2 separate regions of the Homo sapiens genome follow, and region 1 is linked to region 2. Evidence: chromatin loops called from intact Hi-C (ENCODE). Cell type or tissue: endothelial cell of umbilical vein. All regions are shown on one strand. Each heading gives the region's core, and the rest is flanking DNA. Links, peaks and the distances in the headings are about the cores only.

What was found. Peaks named below come from ENCODE experiments on the same cell type or tissue, not always from the same donor. Only the 100,000 strongest peaks of a DNase experiment are listed, where the experiment ranks them.
Region 1: it touches region 2 in a loop (29-fold over the local background); 1 of 110 quality-filtered maps calls a loop at or near these places.

Annotation. Positions count from the first base shown.
Region 1 is chr3:16,093,364-16,096,279 of GRCh38, reverse strand. No RefSeq gene overlaps it. Among named protein-coding and RNA genes, the nearest start is that of GALNT15, 80 kb to the left of the region's middle. In endothelial cell of umbilical vein, for the core only: no CTCF peak of the experiment used is centred there; a DNase peak (open chromatin) is centred at 1,269.
Region 2 is chr3:16,014,902-16,017,817 of GRCh38, reverse strand. No RefSeq gene overlaps it. Among named protein-coding and RNA genes, the nearest start is that of MIR563, 140 kb to the right of the region's middle. In endothelial cell of umbilical vein, for the core only: no CTCF peak of the experiment used is centred there; no DNase peak of the experiment used is centred there.

The sequences.
Region 1 (2,916 bases), core at 295-2,794, 78 kb before region 2:
ACTCAGCTTTCCTTTTGGCTAAAATTTTCATTTCTACTTGTGACTTTCCATGCAGTAAGTACTATTATTGTGTTAAAATTTCAGAGGCTTATAGACACTGAGGAACTTACAAGGATTCAGATTTAGTTTCACTAACTGCAGGTCCTGAAGACATAACAGATGTGAGAATGGTTAGAACCACATCTGTCACACGGTAGACACTCAACACAGCTGCCCCCTCTACTACTAGATGCCACCACTGTGCTCAGGGAAATGGGCAGTTCTTGCCACTGCTATCCAGATCAATTTTCCACCATCTTTGTGTTTTGCACTTCTTGGTTTGGCTTTGGGTGCATCTTAGTAACTGAGCCTAAGTGATTTGTTGGAGCTTTCAGGATGATCTGGGGATTACCACATGGTGAGCAGGAAAATTCATAACCACTGACCCTGGCCTGATACACAAGGCATGTCCAAGCAGAACTATTATTCAGGTGAAACAAAATAATACAGCCAAACTAGTTGTTAAAATATTGAAATGCTTCTATATTGGTTGGTAAGTCATCACTAACCCCAGTTGCTAAGATCCCCACCACCATCCAGGAAACCTCAGTTCTCCCCTAAGACACCCTGGACCACTCCTCCCTTAATTTGGTAATTAAAGAGTTGATGGCACAGCATGGAGCCTTTGGGGCCTTCCTCCAGCCACTAGAGCAGAGCATCATTGTGACCGGCCCTCCCGCTGTGTGTGGGCTTCCCGCTGCACCAGGTAACGGTATCCCTCGAGGGCACAGAACAGAATGGAAGAGGAACTATGGCTCTGACCTTCTTCCACATCATGCCAGATCCCAGCCATTGTGCCCCCAAACAATGGTGCCTTTCCTTCCAGTCCAACAACACTGCCTGCTTCTCAGGCTTAAGTCAAATGCTTCAATAAGTCATTGCCATCTATAAGTGAAATCTAACGGGGAAATAGGCCACAGACAGGATATGGGGCATGGTTGCTACAAGGACGCCATGGTACACTGGTTTGCAATTGATTTGTGTTCTAGATCCAAACCCCAGTACCTATTAAAAAAAAAAAAAAAAAAAAAAAACTGTACCAAGAGCCCACAGGAAAAATAGCTAAATGTTTTCATTCTTGCTGGATCCATTCACACACAGGCTTATGTAGGAAGGAACTGCATGATATTTTCCATTCTGCATATAATTTCCCAGCAAAATCAGATGGAGAAAAATGTAATTAATTCAATAAGGAAATCAGTCTGTCACAGAAAACTTCTGCGGGAAGGGAAAAGACAAATCACAGGGAAGAAGATAAACTACCAAGTTTGTAGGGGAGTTGTGGTTCCAACATTCCTTCTCCTGTGGCCCATCTCAAACATACAGTGGTCAGAGGGTTTTCCAGGACCCCTGCCCACACTGCATCACTGAAGGTCTGTGTTAAGCAATAAAACAATCTCAACCTCAGGGCTTTAAAAAAAAACAAAATCAGTTCCTGCCTGTTCATGTGGGTTTAACTGTAGTCATAAGGCCTCTGGCTCTATTCATTCTGTGTAAGAGATGTGTTAAAAGAGAAAGAGTGTGTGTGTGTGTGTGTGTGTGTGTGTGTACGTGCGCACACACTGAGATTAAAGGGAGAAAGGATGGGAGAATAAGAATATGGAAAACAGAATGAAGCAGCATTTTAAACAGATGGAGGGAACTGAAGCGACGGTCAGAGCTGAGCATTCAGCACTGGCAAACCACAGGGAGCTATGGCAATCCAGCCAGGAACTTAGCAGAGGATCCTGAAGGCTCCTGCATTGGCCACTGTCTTGCCACTTTTCTAAGTTAGACAAGATGACCTGCAACTAACACCTTACATTCCCTGACAAGCTAGTGACAGCCAGCATTGCTTTTTAGCCTTTAAATATTTAACTTTTACGGCTGGGCGCGGTGGCTCACGCCTGTAATCCCAGCACTTTGGGAGGCCGAGGTGGGCAGATCACTTGAGGTCAGAAGCTCAAGACCAGCCTCACCAACATGGAGAAACCCCATCTCTAATAAAAATACAAAAATTAGCCAGGCATGGTGGCATGTGCCTGTAATCCCAGCTACTGGAGAGGCTGAGGCAGGAGAATCACTTGAGCTTGGGAGGCAGAGGTTGCAGTGAGCCAAGATCACACCACTGCACTCCAGCCTGGACAACAAGAGTGAGACTCCATTTCAAAAAAAAAAAAATTATATATATATATTATATATATATAATATAATATATATGTGTGTGTGCGTGTATGTACATATATTTTTAACTTTTACCTTTCTGCAGTTTTGGTATTTGTCTGATTCTATACTCATGGGATGGCGTAAGCAATCCTGCTGGTGCCAAGATGTTGAACAAATTCCAGAACCAGGGTTCTTGGCTGGCAGATGAAGGTCATAGGATGCTAGGAGCCCCAGAGAGAAAGAGCAGACTCCTGGGGTGCCTAAAGACAAAGGTTGCCACGCTGGGAGTAAAGGTGGCATAGGCTTCTTCATTCTCACCTGATAATGTTCTAGGATAATAAGGTGACAGGAAGGGAGTGGGAAATGGAATGGGAGAAAGGTTTCATTGGCTTAAAAAGCTTTCAGCTGGACTTGTGATGACTCCTTGACATGGTAAAATGGTGAAAAGTCATTTAAGCATCCCAAGGTTCTGTGAGGCAGCCGCATCTCTGACTTAGAGGAATTTTTTAATACCTGTGGCATTCATATGTTATAAAAGAATTATTTCTCTCTGAGCAGAGGGTAGATTGTATTTTTTAAAATACAACATCTTTCATTGTACATATTCTTCTATAACAGGGGCTGGCAAACTATGGTCTGGGAACCAGCTGCCCGTTTTTAGAATTAAAGTTTTATTGGAACATGGCCATGCCTATTTTGTCTATGGCTTCTTTCATGCTATAACAGCAGAGT
Region 2 (2,916 bases), core at 315-2,814:
ATTTGGATAAAGACCAGGGTCAACCAGGAGTCTTGCCCCCGATGTAGAGCTTTTATGCCGTACTTGGTCCAGTGTTCTGTGGACCACTGAAGAGTGAGGATGGACTGCCCCAACTAGTGTTTGTAATTTCCTGAAACCATACATTCATTTTACTAAAGGAATAGCCCCCCACAACTGTCAGCTAAACCAGTGCAATCCTATACAGGTTATTATTTTGAGCCCTCAAAATTCTTCCCCTTTTCTAAGCCAGTTACCTTCTTCAAGCTGGTTTTATGGTATGGGGGCTGAGGTTTCAGGGACAGACCCTATTGGATTATTTGAAATGCATTCCTTTGATCCCGTGCCACCTGCACCTGCCTCTAAGCCTTTTTCCAAAACCTCTTACAACGGAACCATTGTTCCTCCTCCATCTAACAATAAGGCCAAGATAGCGATGGTAGAAGTTAAAGACTTAAAACAAACTTTGGCAATTGAGACAGGATACCAAGATGTAAATGCCTTGTTGGAATAGATCAAATATGCCATCTGCATGTAAACAAAAGCAATTGTTTTGCTTGTGCTCGTGGCAGGCCAGAGGCCCAGATTGTCCCTTTTCCACTAGGGTGGTCCTCTGGTCGACTGAGGATGGGCTGCACGGTAGCTCTTTTCCAGGATTCTACAGCCTGGGATAACAAGTCATGCCAAGCTCTCGCTCTGCTATATCCCGAAGTCCGGCACCCTGCGGGTTAGCCCCAGAGGGCCGTCCAGCTTCCGTCTCCCAACACTAAGTTCACTTTGTGTCTCTCACGACAGGGAGGAAACTTAGCATTCCTTGGAGACCTAAGGGATGCAGTGAGCTTAAGAACTTTCAAGAGCTTAGCAATCAGTCAGCCCTTGTTCATCCCCAAGAGGCTGTGTGGTGGTATTGTGGTGGACCTTTACTGGACACTCTGCCGAATAACTGGAGTGGCACTTGTGCTTTAATCCAATTGGCTATCCCTTCCACCCTGGCATTTCATCAACCAGAAGAAGGAAAAATAAGACATCGTAAAGCGAGAGAAGCCCCTTATGGATCTTTTGACTCTCACATCTATTTAGACACAGTTGGAGTCCCATGGGGGATACCAGATCAATTTAAAGCCAGAAATCAAACAGCTGCAGGATTTGAGTCAATATTTTGGTGGGTGACAATTAATAAAAATCTAGATTGGATAAACTACATCTGTTACAACCAACAGCGATTTATTAACTACACTAAAGATGCTGTTAAAAGAATAGCTGAGCAATTAGGGGCTACTGCTAGCCAGATGGCTTGGGAAAATAGGATAGCCTTAGACATGATATTAGCAGAAAAAGGAGGAGTTTGCGTCATGATTAAAACTCAATGTTGCACCTTCATCCCAAACAACACCGCCCCTAATGGAAGTATAACAAAGGCATTGCAAGGTCTGACTGCTCTATCCAATGAGTTAGCCAGCAACTCAAGGGTAAATGACCCCTTTACAGGATGGCTAGAGAAGTGGTTCAGTAAATGGAAAGGAATAATCCCCTCAATTCTTACCTCCCTTGTAGCCGTAATAGGTGAACTTATTCTTGTCAGGAGCTGTGTCATACCATGCGTCCATAAGTAGATGCAGAGGCTCATAAAAATGGCACTTACTAAAACCTCCCTTAACTATCCTCCACCTTACCCAGAGAAGCTTTTTCTTTTAGAATATCAAGCAGAACAACTAACTCAAGACATGTTAAATAAGTTTGAAGAGAAAGCTGTAAGAAAAATGCAAAAGGAGGAAGTTGTTAAATATGAATTCTAAATTTCTCTTCAAAGAATTAATATGTTAGTATGTTCAATTCTTTGCCTTCTACTTTTAAACTTAACTTTCATAAAGCAACCTTTTTCGATTACCTACTTCACCCTGACTCATTCTGATTACCTACTCCACCCTGACTCATTCCGATCACCTGCTCCACCCTAGCTCATTCGGATCACCTGTTCCACCCTAACTCATTCCGATTACCTGCTACCTGCTCTGACCTAACTCATTCTCCACCCTGCATAACCATTTTTTTCCTGCCAAAGCACTTACCCCGTCATTCTCTTTAAATTAGCCAATCGGAATTAGTTTAGCCTGTGCGGTCTAACCCTAGCCAATAGGGGAACAACAGAGCAGCAAGGGTCACGTGCGTCAGGGATAAGAACCCCTTTCCCTCCCTTGTCCAGGTGTGTGCTCACCATTGCTCCATCTGTAAGGGCGCACCCTTCTATAGAATTACCTGGCCTTGCTGAGAATTAAAACAAAATTTTATATTGGAGTGCTATTTCTTTTGCAGCACCGAAACTTTATATATAACATAGGTGAAGTACTAGCCAAGCTAGTAATCAATTCCCACTTCCCTGAATGAGTGTTCAGAGAAGTCTGCTCCATTTCCTTTCTCAAGGGCCACAAGAAGATGTCAGGGAGGCTGGATGAGGTGGCTCATGCCTGTAAATCATAGCACTTTGAGAGGCTGAGGCAGGTGGATCACTTGAGCTCAGGAGTTTGAGACCAGCCTGGGCAACATGGCAAAACTCCGTCTCTACTAAAATACAAAAATTAGCCAGGCGTGGTGGTGTGTGCCTGCAGTTCCAGCTATTCAAGAGGCTGAGGTGGGAGAATCGCTTGAACCCAGGAGGCAGAGGTTGCAGTGAGCTGAGACTGCGCCATTGCACTCCAGCCTGGGCAATAGAGCAAGACCCTGTCTCAAAAAAAAAAAAAAAAAAAAAAAAAGAAGAGGAAGAAGACGACGGCAGGGAGAACCAGCCACAGTGGACATCTATACACTGTTTGTCCTACCACTGTCCCTGCTTCTCTGGATCTTGCCTTCCCATTTCCTCAAGCCACATGGTTTCCATGAGAGTGGTTTGTTTAATATTATCCTGTTCCCTTAGCTCCAAGT